Linked DNA regions of Homo sapiens: regions 1, 2, 3 and 4 are each linked to region 5. A link is a contact called in ENCODE Hi-C or POLR2A ChIA-PET data. All regions are on one chromosome and are shown on one strand. Each heading gives the region's core, a stretch centred on a gene start or an enhancer-like site at or near the end of the contact. The rest is flanking DNA. Distances are from core to core; before and after follow the strand shown. Region 1 has its middle 22 kb from the start of LINC03061. Region 2 overlaps COL4A2 (collagen type IV alpha 2 chain). Region 3 holds the start of CARS2 (cysteinyl-tRNA synthetase 2, mitochondrial). Region 4 overlaps COL4A2 (collagen type IV alpha 2 chain). Region 5 holds the start of IRS2 (insulin receptor substrate 2).

Region 1 (3,547 bases), core at 610-3,109, 540 kb before region 5:
AATTTTATGAATATATACATAAGTTTACAGAAAAAAATACCAGAAAAGTGACTTCAAGAATCAGCTGAGATAGAAACATATGCCCATCATCTTCAAAGTACGCACTGACACTTATCCCCTAGACAGCCATTTCTTTTTGAATGATGACAATAAAAATGATTTGAAATTGGGAATAAAGCCCTCCCTCTAATGATTTGACAGTGTTAGACCTTGCCTAGGGCAAGCCTAAGGAAAAAGACAAAGAAACACAATGAATTCAGAGTGCCAGAATTTATCAAAGTCAAAATAGTATCTTCTTAAAAATGTAAGTAAGGCTTAAAAGATGATATAATAGAAATGAACATCTAATCTGACCAAGTGGGGAATTAAGGGGGAGGTATGGAATCTGTGAATGCATATTTCTTCCAGGATAGAGCACACCAGTGAAGGTGTCAAAAGATACTTTGAAATCTAAAATTAAGGCAATAACTGTAAAATGAAATTTAAGACATTGGTTTATGAGTCTTTATAAAATCTAGGAAAATCATGAAATCAAATCAATTAAAAAGGCCCTTAGATGCTGCTGCATTGCACATTTTAAATACAGACTGCCATTAAAGCCATTCTAATTAGACAGATAGTGTCACTTTTTTCAAGTTTATTTGTTATGTACTTGTTTCATCTATAATGACCTTTTCCCTCTGATTATTCTGAGAAAAGAAAAAAAAATATTCAAAGTGAATGAGTTGCTAACTGATAAATTGCAAAGGAAAAACGTGGCTTCTTGTTGCAATCAATTAATCCATATTTTGAGCACTTATGACATGGTAGATTATATAGTTTGGCTCTGTGTCCCCACCCAAACATCATCTCAAATTGTAATCCCCATAATCCCCATGTGTTGAGGGAGAGACCTGGTGGGCAGGTGGTGATTGGATCATGGGGGCAGTTCCCCCATGCTATTTTCATGATACTGAGTGAGTTCTCATGAGATCTGATGGTCTTATAAGCAGCTCTTCTCCCTTTACTCATTTGCTGTCTCTCTCTCTCACCTGCTACCATGTAAGACGTGCCTTTGCTCCTCTCTCACCTTCCTCCGCAATTGTAAGTTTCCTGAGGCTTCTCCAACAGTGTGAAATTCTGAGTCAATTAAACCTCTTTTCTTTATAAATTACCCAGTCTCAGGTATTTATTTATAATACAGTGTGAAAACGGACTAACACAGTAGACTTGCAAGAGTCCTGCGGTTCACAAAACCAAGAAGTCCAGAGCTCCAGATCATGGGTACGTAACAATCTGGACTGTTGAGTAAAAGAATAATAGCAGTAAGGCTATTGTTCTAGACCAAAATCTAGCCATTACGAGAACATGTTGCTTGGAGATGAGATTAAATAACTGATAGAACACAGAGGAGGAGGAAGGGTACATCCCAGTTTGCCATGTGCCATGAAAACTTCGGAGAAGTGAAGATCAATTACGACTGATGAGATAATTTAATGCAAAGAGCCAGGTAAAACGTCTGCAAGCATTTTAAAACTGTGTATGCGGGACACCAAAGAAGAAATAATGTCCTTTTGAATAAGCAATTAGAGAAATGCATTAACAACTAATGAAGGAGTGAATTATTTTGTGCGAGCTCAGATGTTTTTTAAGCTACCTTTGGTGGTTTTCATCCACCTCCGCATTTAATCTCATCTCAGGGTACCAAGTGTGTTTCTGTGCTCCTCCCCTGGCTTTATCTGAGAGGACAAGTGGGCCTGGTTCATCCAGATCTGAACTCCCCTTTTTGCACTAATCCCAAACCCAGTAGCAACAAAAATGCTTTCTTTTTGACCAGATGGAAATCCGAGGCTAGCCTAGGACATGACATGCATTTTAATCCAATGACTCAGCATAGGAGGACTGGATCAACCCAACTCTAGTGAAACCAGGTCTCTCTTTCCTGCTGTATACATTGGGAGGGTGATCAAAATCTGTCCACCTTATTTTAAATCAGCTGTGGGTCACCACCACACTGTTTCCATGAGGTCATTTCTTGTTCATCATCCACTAAGGCGTTTGCCACGAGCAGCAGTAAAAAGCACAAAGGACAGAAAGCCCTCGAAAGGAGAAAATGAAATGCAACACAGCCAGCTCACATACTTTCCATGCCACAATCCCCACCACCTAACATTCCGTTCTCGTCGATGAGGAAACAATAGAATGTACAGCCCTGTCACTGTCGCTATTAATAACTTGGAGGGCTTCCAGAACCACACGGGTTCAGGGGAATATGCTGTCCTTAGCAGTCACATCAATGCTTAGGTATCTCTTCATGAGACTGTGCCTCTGTGTCTCCTGCCTGCCATGTGTGAAAGTTCTAATTTTCAAGTCACACATAAGCCCTGATTAGTGGTGATAAGGCAATAAGGAGGACCGGTTTTTTTGAGACTATGAAACCACAAAGAACTCTGAGTTCCAAAACACTCTATTAGCACTTTCCAGTCCTATTTTAGAAAACCAATGGGAAAAATGTAAAATGGAGTGGGCTGGGAAATTTTTTCATCAAAGTATAATTGTAATTTTAAGTAGGAGTTTTGTATTTAAAGCCCTTAATGGCAAGCGTGATTAAGAGAAGCTTGGCTTCACTGTTTACAGCAAACCTTGATTAAATACAAACAAGCAAATGAAACAAAAAAGAAAAGAAAAATGAAAAGAAAAAAATCTTTCTGGAGTGTCCTGGGGTCCTTAGCCAGGAGAATTATCTTGGAGGGGAAAAAAAAAATCCATGGAGTCAGCCATCTGTCTCTATCCCCTTCCTTCCTATTTTCTTCAATTCTTTGTCCATCTGTATGATTTGCCTACACTGGTCTGTCTTTTGAATTTCAGCTTTTCAAAAAGCAGATACCACACCAGCTTATTTTATTTTCAGCATCTATCACTGCAGGCTTTATTAAATGTTAAGGAATAATAAGACCTATTATTGCACTGCGACTCCCTGGGATTTTTTGTAAGTCAGTAAGGCCCAGTGTCATGTGTTTGCATTTTCTCTGGGCTGTAGATGCCAGGAGACCAGGACCATTAAAAGAGGAGGGAGAGAAAGGGAAGGTTGGCGGGTTATTATGCACTCTTGGGGGTTTCTTTCCTACAACGCTTTCCCCTGCTCCCTTCTGTTCCCGCTTCTATAAAAGGAGTAAGCACACAACAACCGTCATATAAACCAACATCAGAAAAGCAAAAAGAATTCATCTGTCAAGAAGAAAGAGAAAATCTGTTACGGTTACGAATGGTTATAGCAAAGTGAGTAAGGAGAAGAATGTTGGCAATAAATGGGAACTTATTTTATTGCAGAGGGTCCAGCTCTGTGCTAAGGGAAAATCTGCAAAGTCTTAAAGAAGCAGAAGCATGATGGAGTGAGTAGGTAACACTTACCTGACAGCCTAACACATGGCAGGTGGTATTTGGGGAATGAGTCTGTAGACGGGCAAGGCTACGGAGAGCAAACTCAATGTCGCCACATGGATTGGAGAAGGGTCTGTGGGAAAGTTCACTCTCATGGAAAACAGTTCTTATAATTATGAAATAGTTT
Region 2 (3,807 bases), core at 651-3,150, 550 kb after region 5:
TCCCCAGCCACATGGAACTGTGAGTCCTTTAAACCCCTTTTTCTTTATAAATTATCCAGTCTCACTTATGTCTTTATCAGCAGCATGAAAATGGACTAATACAGCTCCCTTGGTGCCCAAAGTGGTGACTGAGCTCCAGTTTCTTGTCCCTGATGTCCACTCTGGCTGATCCAAACCCATCACATGACAAGGCTTGGCCACCCATCTCCAAGGTGGTGACATTTTACTCTCAAACTGAAGAAGATAAAATTCTGGGATCCAAAATTACTAGATGCCTTTCTTCTATGGAGTTTAAACTACTTCACATATACTATTTCACTATCCTCACACCACGTTTTTGAAACAAGGGTGGGAAACAGATAGTTGTGGCACACACTGTTCAAAGTTTCCACAAGATCCTGGAAGTCTGCTCCCCTGTAGTGTGCTTTGCAAAAAGAAGACTCTCGTGGGCTTCTGTTGGCAATGTAGACTCATCCAGTCTCCTGTGGATGGCCACTTCATTACTTCTAACCCACCTTTCCCCCCAGAGCTGACATATGTGAAAATGAAGACTGCAAAAATTTGCCTCTATGTATCTTCTTGGAGTTTTTTGATTTTTAACTTTTTTAGTCTCGGCTATTTTGAACTATTTTCTCCACTGCTCTAATACATTGAAGTAGAGAATTGAGAGTAGGCCATTTCCTCTTTTCCTGGAAAATATTCTGATGGCTCTCTTTGATAATTTGTCTGATTGTCTCAAGCATAACTGATCTTTCATGAACACGCAGGGAATCATAATGGCGCTGCACTCGGAAAGTTGAGTATAATGGTGCTATTCATGAAAATAGATGAATTCAAAAAAATGGGAAGCGAATATCAAAATGAAGTTGGACAAGTAGGTTTTTATAGGCTCCATAAAACAAAATGCATCTTAGAAGAGGCCTGGGAGGTGGGATAACAATAGCGGCCGCTGGAGGAGGGCTCCTGCGCGCTGCCCAGGGCTGGGCTTTCTTTCTGATCCTTACGACGACCTGGCCTAGTAGGCCTCATTTCATCTGTAAAGGACTATGTTGTGGAGGAAAGAGTTAAACATACTGTTGTTCCCTTTCCTGGGGAAAGGGGGTCCCTTTTTATCTGCATCAGGGGTTTTGCTTGGGGAATATAGGAGGCAGGACATGGACCTCAGGGGGTGGCATCTCATCTGCAAGCAGCTCATCTGGGAGCTTCCTTCCCGAGGATGTTTGAACATATTATATACAGAGCCTTGACCCCAGGGCCTTATTCCTGAAGCTTTCGTTGATCAGCTTCTGGGAAGCCTCCAGCAAAGGCAGTTCTTCCTCTGCTCCCTCTGAAGCAGTTCATGGGAAGAGTCACCACATTCAGCCTGGGGCTGGCATCCTCTGGACAACATCCATTCCCACGTGGCCTGGGTTGCCTCTGTGCTCCTTCACGGGACACTCACACCAGTTCCTATACAGGTTACATCAGAAGTTCCCAAATGTTGCTCTGGGTACTGCACTGGTTAGCAATGCAGTTTTCAAAGTTCCAAGGAGAAATGAGGGGAAATGAGGAAAACAGACTGCGTTTATCTATGGATGCTGATGCTGTTTTGTACACGTAGGACGTATAATATATGCTCACTGCATTCAATCCGTAAGCCTGTAGGCCAGTGACAGTTGCAGTCCTGGCGCTCTGATTCCGCGGTTCTGGAATGGGGCATGGGCGCCGGAAGTTTTAGAAGCACCCGGCATGATGCTGATCACAGCCAAGTTTGGAAACCACTGGGCTCGTGTGAAGGACACTGTACCCTGCTGTTTGGAATCATAAACGTAAGATTTAAAATGGGCTTTCCTAACTAATAAGTGCCAGTGAGGGCTCAACAGCTGATGGGCAGTGGAGTCCAGAGTGATGGTCCCAGCAAGCGTTCCAGCGGCATCTGCCAAGGCTGGAAGCTGTTGCCAGGCTCGAGCCAGAGCAGCATGGGCAGGAAGCTCCTGATGGGCAGTGGAAGTGAGATTGGACCAGCGTCAGAGGGCGGATGTACTGGTGGCAGGCTCAGAGAGGGTTGCCTTGGGATTCACAAAGCATGGCCCATGGTGTCCAGACTGGGGGCTTTTGAAGGCTTAGGCTGATGTTCCCCCTTAGCCACACCCTTGCTATCCAAAAGGTCCTGCTCCACATCTGACCGCAAGCAGCCCTCTGACACAGTGCTGGAGGCTCTAAGAATCTGAAGTCTGCCTGTCCCAGGGAAGTCCCTGCAGCAGGTTCTGCTGTGTGTGTCTGTGTCCCCAAGACATTTTTCAGGACAGCTTTGGGAAAAGCACTTTTTAACTGTTAAAAATAGAGAGAGCATTGATACTTGTGAAGATATATGTACTCACTAAAATATATGCAGTGAGCATATATTCACTAAATGAACATGCATTGAAAGTAAACAGCATGATGCCAAGGGCTTGAAGTTCCTTTTCTTGTTGCTTTGTAGGTTAATGAGGCCAGGGGTGTGGATTAACAGTATTCTGGAATCACACAAAACTCTCCAAAGGAACCATTTATGCCACCGTGATAGGAACTGCGTATTGCTCACTTGGATCCTAAGCTGATTTTTAAATTAGATCTTTCCGTGATCCCTTGTTGAGTCTGTTTCATGTGCATTTTATTATATTCTATAAATATTTCACTAGTTGTTTCTAATAATTAGAGAAAAAGTGTCTTTCATCAATTTAAGAGAGAAGGGAATAGTCTGTTAAGGCTGAGCAGTTACTGCATATGAAGGCTCCAATGGTGAGCTTCTACCATTAGCTGGCAAAAAAGAGCAAAAATGCAATGGAAAACAGTGAGGGAGAGAGAGAGAGAAAGAGAGAGAGAGGAGAGAGGCACAGTTACTGAGCCATGTGGCCAACTATTAAAACTAGGAGAAAAGACACAGAAAATGTTGTGTGTGGGGGGGGGTGGGGGTAAAATGCTCCCCCTGAAGAGCACTGAGGCTCTAGGGAGCCCGTTAAACCCAGATAATTCTACTAGAGCAGGAGGGAGCTGGCCTGGGCCTTCCCAGTTAGCACTCACTGAAAACAACGGGCCTCTGCCGAGAAGCTAAACCTGGGACCCCAGGGATGGTTTATCTGGAAGATTAGGGGAGAAACGTGCAAGGCAGCCAAGGCAATCCAGCCATCTCTGCAGCTGGGAAAAGGAGTGATTGTTTTCCTGAGCTGCTAGCCTGGATTTGCAGAAGGAAAGAATGCCTTGTTTCTGTCCCCTGAAGACGCAAGCTGAAAAAATGTCTGGCTGCTCTTCGCCGCCCTCCCAGGTTCTCTCCCACAGCCAAGAACGACTGGCTGCTGCCCTGAGCCGGGAGGTCACAACGCTTGTGGAGTAAGGAGCTCGGGTTTTTGTTTGGGGCTTTGTTTTGTTTTCTTAAGTATCTGCAGGACAATGTTTGGAAGAGTCGTATGCCCCATAAAAGGAAGAAAATGGTGCTCTTGGATTGTAATCAGTGACTTGTGGTTGGCAGTTATGCCTCTGCCTTCAGTACTGCAGGCCTGTGCCTTCCACGGACCTTCCCTAACATCATTTCTGGAGATGATGGGGCCAGCTCTTTAAGAAACTATTTTTTCACGTTATCATGTGGTAAGAACAGAGATGAACCTCAGAGATGAAGAGTGTGATTGAGCTCAGAGAAACTTCAGTGACTTGATTTTAAATGGGCCAAACAGTTGGATTTCTTTTACCTTTTGTGCAGAAAGCCTTCGTTTAGAGAAAAGAGGACTGAATTCTGATGGACAGTAGGTGTGGGAGGGGCAGCATGTTATCACAATAGCATCGTGATGAGAT
Region 3 (3,448 bases), core at 730-3,229, 920 kb after region 5:
TGTTACAGCAGACTCATAGACTGAGACAGGCTGTATCCCCAAAGCTCCATAGAAGGATGAGATTTCTTTCTGTCTTTGCAGTTATTTTAGCTCATCCCCTTCTGGTTTAAGGCTTATTCAGTAACAGAACTGTTTTCTTTCTCTTCTACCTTTGTGGAAAGGTTTTCCAGGGTGGGGGTTTTGTTTTTAATATTTCCCCAACATATTTTATAATTCAAGAAAGATGTCGAAATATGCTTTTGATAATTAAAAGTATGTTAGCCCAAAGTAAAGGGGAAAAATGTATATTTAAAGTATACAGAGTATGCCGGGCATGGTGGTTCATGCCTGTAATCCCAACACTTTGGGAGGCCAAGGCAGGTGGATCATTTGAGGTCAGGAGTTCGAGACCAGCCTGGCTGACATGGTGAAACTCCGTCTCTACTAAAAATACAAAAATTAGCCGGGCGTGGTGGTACATGCCTGTAATCCCAGCTACTCCGGAGGCTGAGGCAGGAGAATTGCTGCCAGGAGGCGGCAACTGGACCTGGGAGGCAGAGGTTGCAGTGAGCCGAGATTGCACCACTGCACTCCAGCCTGGGCGACAGAGCGACTCCGTCTCAAGAAAAAAAAAAAGTATACAGAGTAAATGTAACTTTTTACTTTTAGTCTAGGACTGAACAATACTAAGTTTTAAAAAATCTATAATATGTCATTTTTGTACATTATATTTTGGAAATGTACAAAATATTAGGAAAAGTGGTAATTTTGGCAAATGTAGGAGGCAGTACATCTTACAGTTAAAGAGGTCAAGAGAGCAACCACTTCGCAGTCAGAGAAACCAAGCCTCACCCCAGTTCCAATACCTCTTCAATGTGTCATCTTAGGAAAGTTACTCAATCACTATTGAGCCCCGTGACATCTCACATGTGAGGTACAGTGTTAAGCAGCATTTTATGGGCATTATTTACTAAAATTGTTATAAGATCCAAGTTATCATTCCCATCTCAAAGATGAAGAAACCAGGACTCAAAGCAATAAAGTGACCTGCTCAGTGCTGTGAAGCTAAGAAGTGGTGGGGCCCAGGAATGACTGATCAGCAGGACCCCGGGACCCCGCAAAGGCCTCTTGATGTCACTAAACCCAGCAAAAAACATCTAGTTCCAAAACGGGTCATTTTTCAGTGCTCCATTGTCTCCCTGAGTTTCCTCACCTGTAAAACGGGTGTAAGTGCTCAGAATCCCTATAAGAACCAAATGAGGTTGTAACATTTCCCACAATGCCTGGAATGTAGGAATTATTCTGCATCCCTAAGTTGCCACTTAAGAGATAAAAGAAATCAGCAAAAGGCTTTCAAAAATAAATGGTCCTTTGAAGTATGAAAATTCAAATCCAGGAAACTCACCAAGCATGGCCAAGGTGCGCATGATCATATACAGTTGGTCCACAGCTATACCTGGAAACAAAGTTAAAATCCATCGTGTGGAACATATTTGCAAGAAAGGACATTCGATTCTGAGTTATAATGATCATATAATTTTTAAAGTAATCACTTCTGGGGGATGAATAGCCGGGGTTTTCATACTTGCTCAATTCACACCCAAACCTGCAAAAGCACCGCGCACCCCCAGCTTCTAGAACGGCGCCCTCCATGCAGCTTCCTAAACGCCCTCCCCGAGCCCAGATCCCGTTCAGCCGTGGGAAGTCTCCGCCACGATCGGCCCCCGCCCGTGCCCCAGTCCCGCGCGGCCCACCAGGAGGCGGCTTCGGCGTGCGCCACGATTAGGGGTTCCTTCCTCCCGGTGAGGCTGTTGTACACCTGCACACCCGTCTCCCGGCCCGTGGGCTGCAGCCAGGCCCGCCCGCGCCCCCCGCTCGCCGCCCGGCCCGCAGGCCAGTGCCACCCAGCCCGCCCAAGGCCCAGCGCGGCCTGGAGCAGCGGGGGGCCCAGGCCTGGGCCGCGCGTAGTCCTCAACATGTCAGCGGCCAGCGCCTACGACTGGGCGGAGACGGGAGCCACGCCGGGTACGCTGCCGGTCGCTCAAGAGCAGCACGGCCCCGCCCCGCCCCGCCCACGCCCTTGGGGCCACGCCCACTCCCGGAAGCAGTCCTCAGGTAGCGCCTCCCTTTGGCCTGGCTCGAGTCGCCCGCGGCAAGGGTGGAGAACCAGGGCCCGAAGAGGTTGGGGCGGGGAAGGCCCGGGGTGGAGGGAGGAGGGCGGTGCCGCGCCGGGAGGCCGTGGGAAGAGGCGGTACCGTGCCGATCTCCTCTCCTTATTAGCCCAGGTCCTGCGAGGCGTCCGTGTGCGCGCGGTACCAGCCTGGAGCTGTGTCCGCCGCGCGGGAGGAGCGTTTACAGTGCAAGCTTCTGTTGCCGGGCCCTGGCCTGTTAGCGAAGCACGTGTGCATCCCAGCACAGCCCACGTCAGCACGCTAATACACAGTGTCCACCCCAGAACACACGTCAGCACCCCAATACAGTGTGCACCCCAATACAGTGTGCACCCCAAACACACATCTGCGCCCCAATACAGTGTGCACTGCAGCACACCGTTAGCATCCCAACACAGTGCACCCCGATACACAATGTGCAACCCAACACACAGTCTGCACCCCAAGAAGTGTGCACCCCAATACACAGTATGCACCCCAGCACACACATCAGCATCCCAATACAGTGTGCACCCCAATACAGTGTGCACCCCAGCACACACATCTGCACCCCAATAGTGTGCACTGCAGCACACCATCAGCATCCCAACACAGTGCACCCCGATACACAGTGTGCAACCCAGCATACAGTCTGCACCCCAATACACAGTATGCACCCTAGCACACACCACATCAGCATCCCAATACAGTGTGCACTCCAATACAGTGTGCACCCCAGCACACACCATGTCTGCACCCCAGTACAGTGTACACCCCAATACAGTGTGCACCCCTAATACACTGTGCACTCTAACACACACCATGTCTGCACCCCAGTACAGTGTGCACCCCAACACAGCACATGTGCATCCCAGCAAACACTGTCTGCATTCCAATGCAATGTGCACCTCAATAGAGTGTGCGCCCCCACACATCTACACCCCAATACAGTGTGCACCCCAATACACAGTGTGCAACCCAACACACACCATGTCTGCACTCCAATACACAGCATGCCTCCCCCACCATGATCCCGTATCTTGAGAACAAAAACATTCTGAAAGTTACTCACAATAGCTTGACAAACGTGCCTCTATTGGGCCAGGCGCAGTGGCTCACACCTGTAATCCCAGCACTTTGGGAGGCTGAGGCGGATGGATCACCTGAGGTCAGGAGTTCGAGACCAGCCTGACCAATATGGTGAAACCCCGTCTCTACTAAAAATACACAAATTAGCCGGGCGTGGTGGCGTGCATCTGTAGTCCCAGCTACTGGGGAGGCTGAGACAAGAGAATCGCTTGAACCCAGGAGGCAGAGCT
Region 4 (3,638 bases), core at 438-2,937, 660 kb after region 5:
CTTGTAGTATTTAAAAGTGCATTTCCAGGTGCCTGTAATCCCAGCAGTTTGGGAGGCCAAGGTGAGTGGATCATAGAGGTCAGGAGTTCAAGACCAACCTGGCCAACATGGTGAAACCCTGTCTCTACTAAAAATACAAAAAAAAAAAAAATTACCTGGGTGTGGTTCATGCCTATAATTCCAGCTACTCAGGAGGCTGAGGCACGAGAATTGCTTGAACCTGGGAGGCAGAGGTTGCAGTGAGCCAAGATCGCACCACTGCACTCCAGCCTGGGAGAGACAGTGAGACTCTCTGTCTCAAAAAAAAAAAAAAAAAAAAAAAAAAAAGGGCAGTTCCACAGAGCTGCTCCCTGGAACTCCAAAGTTAATGAAAGACAAGATGCTGTGTAAACAGTGGCCACCTGGCAGCTCCAGGGCTGGGGCCCAGATGTGAGGATGGTGAGGCGTCAGGCTTTCATTTCCCAGCTTACTTTCTGCAGTTGCAACAACTTGCGAAGATGCAGATATTTCCAGTTAAGTGGGTTACAGGGAGGCAGTTTACTCAACTATAGAAATGGGAAATAGGCAGACATACACAAATGACGCAGCCGCCGTGCTTGTGAGCACCGATCTGCACCACAGCTATGTCCGCCCTCTGCCATCCCACTGGCCAGGTGGCCATCACTCCATGACTTTCATTTGTTCCCCACCCAACACCTCCCCCTAGACACCAAAAGCCCCTCCAAGGAGCAACTGCTCGGTGACATAAACAGTGCATCAAAATGGGAGGAACCAGAAAAGAAAAGATATCCTGGGTAGGAACTTGCCCTCCTCTACATAAACACAGAATTGGTTGCCTGTCATCCCCACTGAGATTGTCAGAACTTCTATTAGTTCCAGCCTTTTCTAAAAAGGAATGGAGACGTAGCATTTATGAATTTGGTTATATTCAATTTTCTGATAAATTAGAGATGGTTTCGTCTCCTCTTTCTAGGGGAAACATATCTTTAGTAACTGAGCAAATGCTGTCCACAGTGTTATTTTATAATTTTGAAATAACTCCACAGAGTTATTTTATAATTTTGAAATAACTCCACAGAGTTATTTTAAAAAGTGTTCGTTGAGACCTAGTCTCCTTTGAGGAATACATGCCACACCAACACGCGTCGTGTTGTGGGAAGTCCCCCCTCAATAGGACCATTGTCCTCTATGAGGACTGTCCAGGACTTCAGGGATGTTGCATTTGCACAGGCTGCAGTGTCGATGACTTGGACTCACCAGATGCAGCCTCAGTGTTCCCTGTGGCTGTGTGTAGGTTTCCTCTGCAAAGCTTGAAGTGGCAGACATGACCTCAGATTGAGTTCTTTTATGGAACTCTCACTGTCTTTAGTCTTTTATACTAAATCGCATCTCATTTGCAGGCTGGCAGGGTTTCTTTGCAGAGGCGCCTCTTTCAAGAGGCACATGCGTTCTATTTAGCCTAACAGGTGCTCCCTCGGCCACTGCAATGAAAAGGGTACAACAGGCAAATGAAGAACAGAAAGATAACAGGCCAGTTCACACCACGAGAGACAGCAGACTGCTTTTAAGCTTTAGAAACATGCATCTCCCTAAAAAAGCCTAGCCATACATTCTTTTCATCTGTTTGTGTCAGCTAGTCCCTGAGGACTTCTGCCCAAGGACTTTCCTTACTCCAGTTATTTCCACCCTTGAAAAACATAAAATCAACCTTGTACTTCTAAAATTGCATAATCAGAACTTCCTATGAATCATATATATGACCTCACTGAATTCAAATGAGTGATAAGTTATTAGATTTGGGGGAGGGCCGGGGAGAAAGGAGGTTGCAGTTTCAAAGCCCTTCACAGTTATCCATTCTAAAATAGTGATCTGCATGTCAGTCTCCTGACCTCAGCTTTCCCTAAGGGTGGGCTCTGTGGTGAGCTTGCTAGCAGGAGTACAGACCTTGCCTGGAAGCGGGGTCTCAGGGAGCCCGGCGGAGCCTCCACTGGGTCCTTCCCGGGGTGGTTGCCAGCCTGACTCTGGGAGCGCCTGGGTGATTCCTCCTTGGCCATCCCTGCGCCTCCCCGACCCTGTTGTGTTTGCCACTGAGAAACAGAGAGGAAAAAGTTTTGATCGTCATTTTGACTTAGGGTTCCCGCCTATCTGGGTTTCACTGCCAGTGGTCTCAGATGAACCCTGAGGGTGCATTTTCTCCTTAAGTCGTGCATAACCCTCAGCCTCCCCCGAGTCAGTTGACCTGTTGACCTGCCGCTGGGAACTCCCCTGGAAAGTTTTAGCTCATTGCTTTGGCTCTTGGGGTTCCAGCTGCCTCAGAGGAATCCTGAGTGCTTCTTAAGTTGTCCCCCTTCCCCAATGGGTTTTCTATAATGCCCAGTGCATTTCAGATGGTTCAAAGTGCCCATGCTGTCTTGGACCCTTCAGCAGAGATGGCAACACGTGGTGTCTGGGGTGCTTGTTTTGTTTGCTGAGGATGCCACAGCATAGGTGTGTGATGCTCGTGGCCCAGAGTGAAGCTCAGATTTGACAAATTCCAGGGCACCCTCTGAGCTGGCCAGTCTGTGGCTGTGCTCACAGCTCCCACTGAGTGTCCAGCTGCCAGCTCCTGTCATGCCAGGTACTTGAGGATTCCTAGCTTAGCTTATGACGTGGCCTCTAAACAGGACCTCATTTTTAAAATCACAGAAGTTTGTCTTTACTTTTGAGTCTTCAGCTCCACCTAGCGTGAGAGAAAGTCCGGGTCCAAACCACAGGACCACAACAACACACACAAAGTGAAGCCCGTCTCAATTCAGTCTAAACAACATGACTTTCAGCACACCTGCTCCTGGGTGTCAAGATAACCTCGAAAGTAATCAGAGAATGGACCTTTCTTATACCTGTGGCATCTGGCATTCTGAATTTTGAGAGCTGAACCATGCATGTTCTTTAAAAGAGGGAATACATTGCTAGATTTTTAGAGAGCTTTACTCTTCTGTCCAGATACCTCATGATATGACTCAATGATAAACTTTTTCTTTCAAAAAATGTTCAAGGGAATGAGAAAACAAAACTTAGTGTTATAGTTGTTTTCTATTTTTGAAACAGGGTCTTGCTGTGTTGCCCAGGCTGGAGTATGGTGGTACCATCACAGCTCACTGCAACCTCAAACTCCTGGGTTCAAGCGATCCTCCCACCTCAGCCTCCCAAGTAGCTGGGACTGCAGGTGCCTGCCACCATGCCCGGTTACATTATGTATTTTTTGTAGAGGCAGGGTTTCACTATGTTTCCCAAGCTGGTCTCAGACTTCTGGGCTCAAGTGATCCTCCCACCTTGGCTTCCCGAAGTGCTGGGATTACAGGCATGAGCCACCATACCCAGCAGAGATTTTTTTTAATGAAGAGAAAAAACTCTAACTTAAGAAACCTTAATGCGTCTATTTTGGTACTAAATGAAGATTTTCAAAACCTACCCTGGGAGAGAGTTTCAACAGTTGGTTCAGGTTGTCAACACCTGACCCCACGATCAATCATAAAAGCAACCCGACACTCATATCTTCTGTAGGAGAAGAGGTGCCCAGCATCCTCCGCAAATGATCCCTGCTGAAAAGGGGAACCTGCACCTAGGGCAGCCTCCAGCCCTAATGACTCACGTGGAGG
Region 5 (3,327 bases), core at 368-2,867:
GTGCGCACCCGGCACGAGCTGCACTTGGCCGCCGGCGGGGTGGCGGCCAGGCTGTCGGTGCGCGAGCGGCGCACCAGGCCCGTCTGGCTGGGGGGCAGGTTGACCAGGTGGTGGTGGCGGCGCGCGCCGGGGACGCTGATGGGGTGCGTGGCCGACGACCCCGACGATTGGCTCTTACTGCGCGGCCGGAACTCGAAGAGCTCCTTGAGCGCCTTCATGGCCTCCAGGATGGTCTCGTGGATGTTCTGCGCCACCACCGAGTCGTCCGCCTGCATCCACAGCTCGCCGGGGCCTGTGACGGCCGAGCGGCCCACCTCGATGAAGAAGAAGCTGTCCGAGTGGCCGCAGCGGCGGATGTTCATGAGCTGCAGCGTCACCGACGGCTGCTCGCAGTTGAGCTTCACGAAGCCGATGGTGCGCGCAGACAGGCACAGACGGTACACCCCCGTCAGGTTCTTGCTCTGGCCCAGACCCTTGGGCTTCAGGTTCACCTGCCACACCTCACGGTAGGCGGCCGTGGCGGGAGCCACCAGCCCGTAGCTGTCCTCGGCCCCGGCGGCGCCGGCAGAGCCGCCCAGGGCGCCGGGCAGGGAGGCGCTGCAGGACGCGGCGGGCGCGGCGGCGGGGGGCGCGTCTCCGGCGGCCGCGCGGCCCTCGCTGACCAGGTCGGTGAGCGCGCGGTACCAGCCCTCCTGCTCCTGCTCGTTCTCGGCGGCCACGGCGAAGTACTCGTCCTTGGTGTAGAGGGCGATCAGGTACTTGTGCTTGGCGTCGGCGCGCTTGTTGATGTTCAGGCAGCAGTCGAGAGCGATCACCCGTTTCGGCGCGCCTGCCTTGCTCCGCCACTTTTTCTCGCTCTCGTAGTACTCGAGCCGCGGCGGTTGCGGCGCCGACCCCCCGCCCGCCGTCGCCTCGTCGCCGCCCGCGCCGGGTCCGCGCAGCACGAAGAAGCGCTTGTGGCCATGCTTCTGCTTGCGCAGGTAGCCGCACTTGCGCACGCTGTGGTTGTTGTTGTTGTTGTTGTTGTTGAGGTTGGGGCCGTCTCCGCTCGCCGGCCCGGGCGGCCCGTGCCGCGGCGGGCTCGCCATCGCGGGCGCTTCAGGCCGCGCGGCCCGGGCCCGGCGCCCAGGGGTTGGGGCGAGGGGCGGAGGGGGCGCGGGCGGGGGCGGCTCCCTCCCACCCTTGCGCCCGGCCGCCCGCCCGATCACGCGTCCCTCGGGCCCAGGCGGTGGGGAAGGTCCGGGGAGGCCCGCGGGGGCCAGCACCGCTCGGCGGCGCCGCGCCCTCCGCGCTCTGGGGCTCCTGAGGATGCCCGGCGCGGGCGGTGGCCGCCCCCCTCCCCGGCTGCCTGCGGCCGCTGCCTCCTCGGGCTCTCGGGCGGCGCCGGGGGACGCGCTCGCTGGGCCGGGAGTCGGGGTCCCCGAGCCGCGGGGCCGAGCCTAAGGCGCGCGCGGCCGCACCGGGGCTGCTGCCGCCGCGTCGCGCTCCGGGAAGCCGGGGTGCGCCCGGGCGCTCGGGGTCCGCGCCGCCGCCGGGGCTGCTGCTGCTGCTGGTGTTGCTGCTGCTGCTGCCAACGGCGACCCGGGCTCGTCGCGGTCCCCGCCGCACAGTGAGTAACACATCGCGCACCGAGTGACTGAACTAAGAAGAGCAAAACAACATGTGACTCGGCGTTACGCAGGCACACACAGCGCGGCCGCCCCGCCCCGCTGCCTCGCATTGGCGCCGCGCCCCCCGACGGACGGCGCGCTCGGCCAATCGGCGCGGCGCTCGCGGGGGCGGGCCGCGCGCCCCCGCCCCGCCCCCCTTTCTCCCCGGGCCGCGTTTCCCGCCGTCCCCTCCCCCTCCCGCGAAGGCCCCGGCCCGGCCGGGCGGGGTGGGGCGGCCCCGGCCTCATTAATCAGCGGCTTGTTGTGGATGCCGGCGGAGGAGATGCCACCCAGGGCGGGAAAAGGGGCGCGGAAGAGGGGCGGGGCGGGCCACGGCGCGCAGGGCCCTTCCCTCCCGCCTCGGACTCAATTAATTGGGCTTGAGCTTCCGCCGGGGAGGGGGCGCCGGGCGGGGCCGCGGCTGGGCGGGGCGGGGGATCGGGATCGGCGGCGGGGGCTGCGGCCTTGCAGTGGAAGCATGGGCGGCGAGCCGGGCCGTGCTCTCGGGGCGCGGGGTCCCCATTTTGGGCGAGGGCGGCCGCTCCCGCGCTCGGGGTGGGCGCGCCCCATCCCCGTCCCCCGTTTCCCGTCCCCGTCTCCCGGCCGCATCTCCGTCCCCCCGCAGCCGCGAAACGCGGGGAGGTTCCAGGGCCCGCGGCCGCGGGTTCGCGAGCACCGCGCTCCAGATCGAGAGCGGCGCGCGCCCTTCCGTGGAGGACAGAGGGGCGCGGAGGGGGCGCCTGTGTCCCACCCGCTCGCGGGCGCTTTACGGGGCGTCCTCTGCGCCATTCACTTGTCAGCTTGTCGGGAAGTTGAAATCGCGTTTGGGAGGTAATAGGAGAAAGAGATCGGGGACGGCAGGCGGAGAAAGTGCGGTTTCCATAGCGCCGGGGAGAGGGCGGACCCGCGAGCCAGCGGTCCCTGAGCCGGGAGACCGCGCGGGCGTCTCTCCAGCCCCCGCAGGAGCGCCGCCTTCCTTCCGCAGGGGCGTCCTCTCCCCCCACCGCTGCAGGAGCACCCCCTTCCTTCCTCGGAAGCGTCCTCTCACCACACCGCTTCAAGAGCCCCCCCTTCCTTCCACAGGGGCGTCCTTTCCCCCTCCGAGGCAGGAGCGCCCCTTTTCCCCCCACAGGAGCGCCCTCCCCACCCCAGGAGCGCCCTGCGCCCAGCAGACGGGCAGGTGGGCGGGCGTCCACTACCTGTGTGCGCGGTGCGGGCGGTGACTGCCAAGTTGGAGATGCCCTTGGAGAACTGCTTCGAATTCATGTATCTACTGGGCTTTTGTGACTTTCAAAGCCTATAGCAAATAAGCACCCCTGCAATTACGTCTCCTCAATGACCAAGTCAGGGTGAGGTGAGGGCTTCCTGAGTTCAGATCCCAGCAAGCTCCCGATCCTGCGCAACGAAGAAAACTCAACAAAACAGGCTTTGGCTGTTTATTTTATTTTTTTTTTAATTGTGCCTTCATGAAATAATTTACAGCAATAATTTATCTTATAATATTGGTTATTGTTTTTAAGTCCCGGATGTTTACTTTTGGATGTCCTCTATAATTCATAGAAGTATCTTAAAAGTAATAAAATCTTAATCTAAGAGAAAATAAGTGTAATTTTTGAAAGAGTGATATATATTTTAATATGTTTTTGTAACATGTGACTTGAAGATTGTGTTGGCTAAT

What was found. A loop is a pair of places that touch in the nucleus more often than their neighbours do. ChIA-PET counts read pairs that join two places held with the same protein, here RNA polymerase II (POLR2A). Pooled maps may share reads with other maps.
Region 1: a loop to region 5 is called in a map of ascending aorta, with 3 times the contacts of the local background. The contact joins the enhancer-like site here to the promoter of IRS2 in region 5. A Hi-C loop is called at or near these places in 10 of 168 maps with a recorded cell type or tissue (HepG2, IMR-90, aorta and 7 more) and 10 of 50 pooled maps. POLR2A ChIA-PET finds 5 or more read pairs at or near these places in 2 of 52 experiments (MCF 10A and PC-3).
Region 2: POLR2A ChIA-PET joins it to region 5 with 11 read pairs in A673. The contact joins the enhancer-like site here to the promoter of IRS2 in region 5. A Hi-C loop is called at or near these places in 1 of 168 maps with a recorded cell type or tissue (naive thymus-derived CD4-positive, alpha-beta T cell) and 6 of 50 pooled maps. POLR2A ChIA-PET finds 5 or more read pairs at or near these places in 1 of 52 experiments (A673).
Region 3: a map of sciatic nerve shows a loop between it and region 5 (6-fold over the local background). The contact joins the promoter of CARS2 here to the promoter of IRS2 in region 5. A Hi-C loop is called at or near these places in 8 of 168 maps with a recorded cell type or tissue (B cell, CD4-positive, alpha-beta T cell, CD4-positive, alpha-beta memory T cell and 4 more), 7 of 37 single-sample maps with no recorded cell type and 26 of 50 pooled maps. POLR2A ChIA-PET finds 5 or more read pairs at or near these places in 3 of 52 experiments (CD4-positive, alpha-beta T cell, H1 and Panc1).
Region 4: a loop to region 5 is called in a map of PC-9, with 5 times the contacts of the local background. The contact joins the enhancer-like site here to the promoter of IRS2 in region 5. A Hi-C loop is called at or near these places in 1 of 168 maps with a recorded cell type or tissue (PC-9), 1 of 37 single-sample maps with no recorded cell type and 10 of 50 pooled maps.

The regions. Positions count from the first base shown.
Region 1 is chr13:109,241,637-109,245,183 of GRCh38, forward strand. No RefSeq gene overlaps it. Among named protein-coding and RNA genes, the nearest start is that of LINC03061, 22 kb to the right of the region's middle. Within about 2 kb of position 1,860, at least 12 of the 41 ENCODE cell types and tissues checked have a DNase peak (open chromatin) inside an H3K27ac peak, as active enhancers do; they include IMR-90, PC-3, ascending aorta and 2 more, where a contact is called at or near this core.
Region 2 is chr13:110,335,516-110,339,322 of GRCh38, forward strand. All of the region lies in intron 3 of COL4A2 (collagen type IV alpha 2 chain), which reads left to right. Among named protein-coding and RNA genes, the nearest start is that of MIR8073, 3.5 kb to the right of the region's middle. RefSeq lists an enhancer at 2,643-3,144. Within about 2 kb of position 1,901, at least 7 of the 41 ENCODE cell types and tissues checked have a DNase peak (open chromatin) inside an H3K27ac peak, as active enhancers do.
Region 3 is chr13:110,704,137-110,707,584 of GRCh38, forward strand. It overlaps CARS2 (cysteinyl-tRNA synthetase 2, mitochondrial), which reads right to left and starts at 1,980. Exons shown (of 15, transcript NM_024537.4): 1 at 1,734-1,980; 2 at 1,385-1,435. The coding sequence starts at 1,957. RefSeq lists a silencer at 1,788-2,347 and enhancers at 2,398-2,777, 2,788-2,907.
Region 4 is chr13:110,441,789-110,445,426 of GRCh38, forward strand. All of the region lies in intron 16 of COL4A2 (collagen type IV alpha 2 chain), which reads left to right. Among named protein-coding and RNA genes, the nearest start is that of COL4A2-AS2, 20 kb to the right of the region's middle. RefSeq lists enhancers at 2,705-2,754, 2,825-3,014. Within about 2 kb of position 1,688, at least 10 of the 41 ENCODE cell types and tissues checked have a DNase peak (open chromatin) inside an H3K27ac peak, as active enhancers do.
Region 5 is chr13:109,784,966-109,788,292 of GRCh38, forward strand. It overlaps IRS2 (insulin receptor substrate 2), which reads right to left and starts at 1,618. Exons shown (of 2, transcript NM_003749.3): 1 at 1-1,618. The coding sequence starts at 1,088. LOC124903211 (WAS/WASL-interacting protein family member 1-like) reads left to right here and starts at 2,119. Exons shown (of 2, transcript XM_047430835.1): 1 at 2,119-2,480; 2 at 2,635-3,327. The coding sequence starts at 2,128. The coding sequence ends at 2,872. RefSeq lists an enhancer at 125-754 and silencers at 1,596-1,825, 1,846-2,015.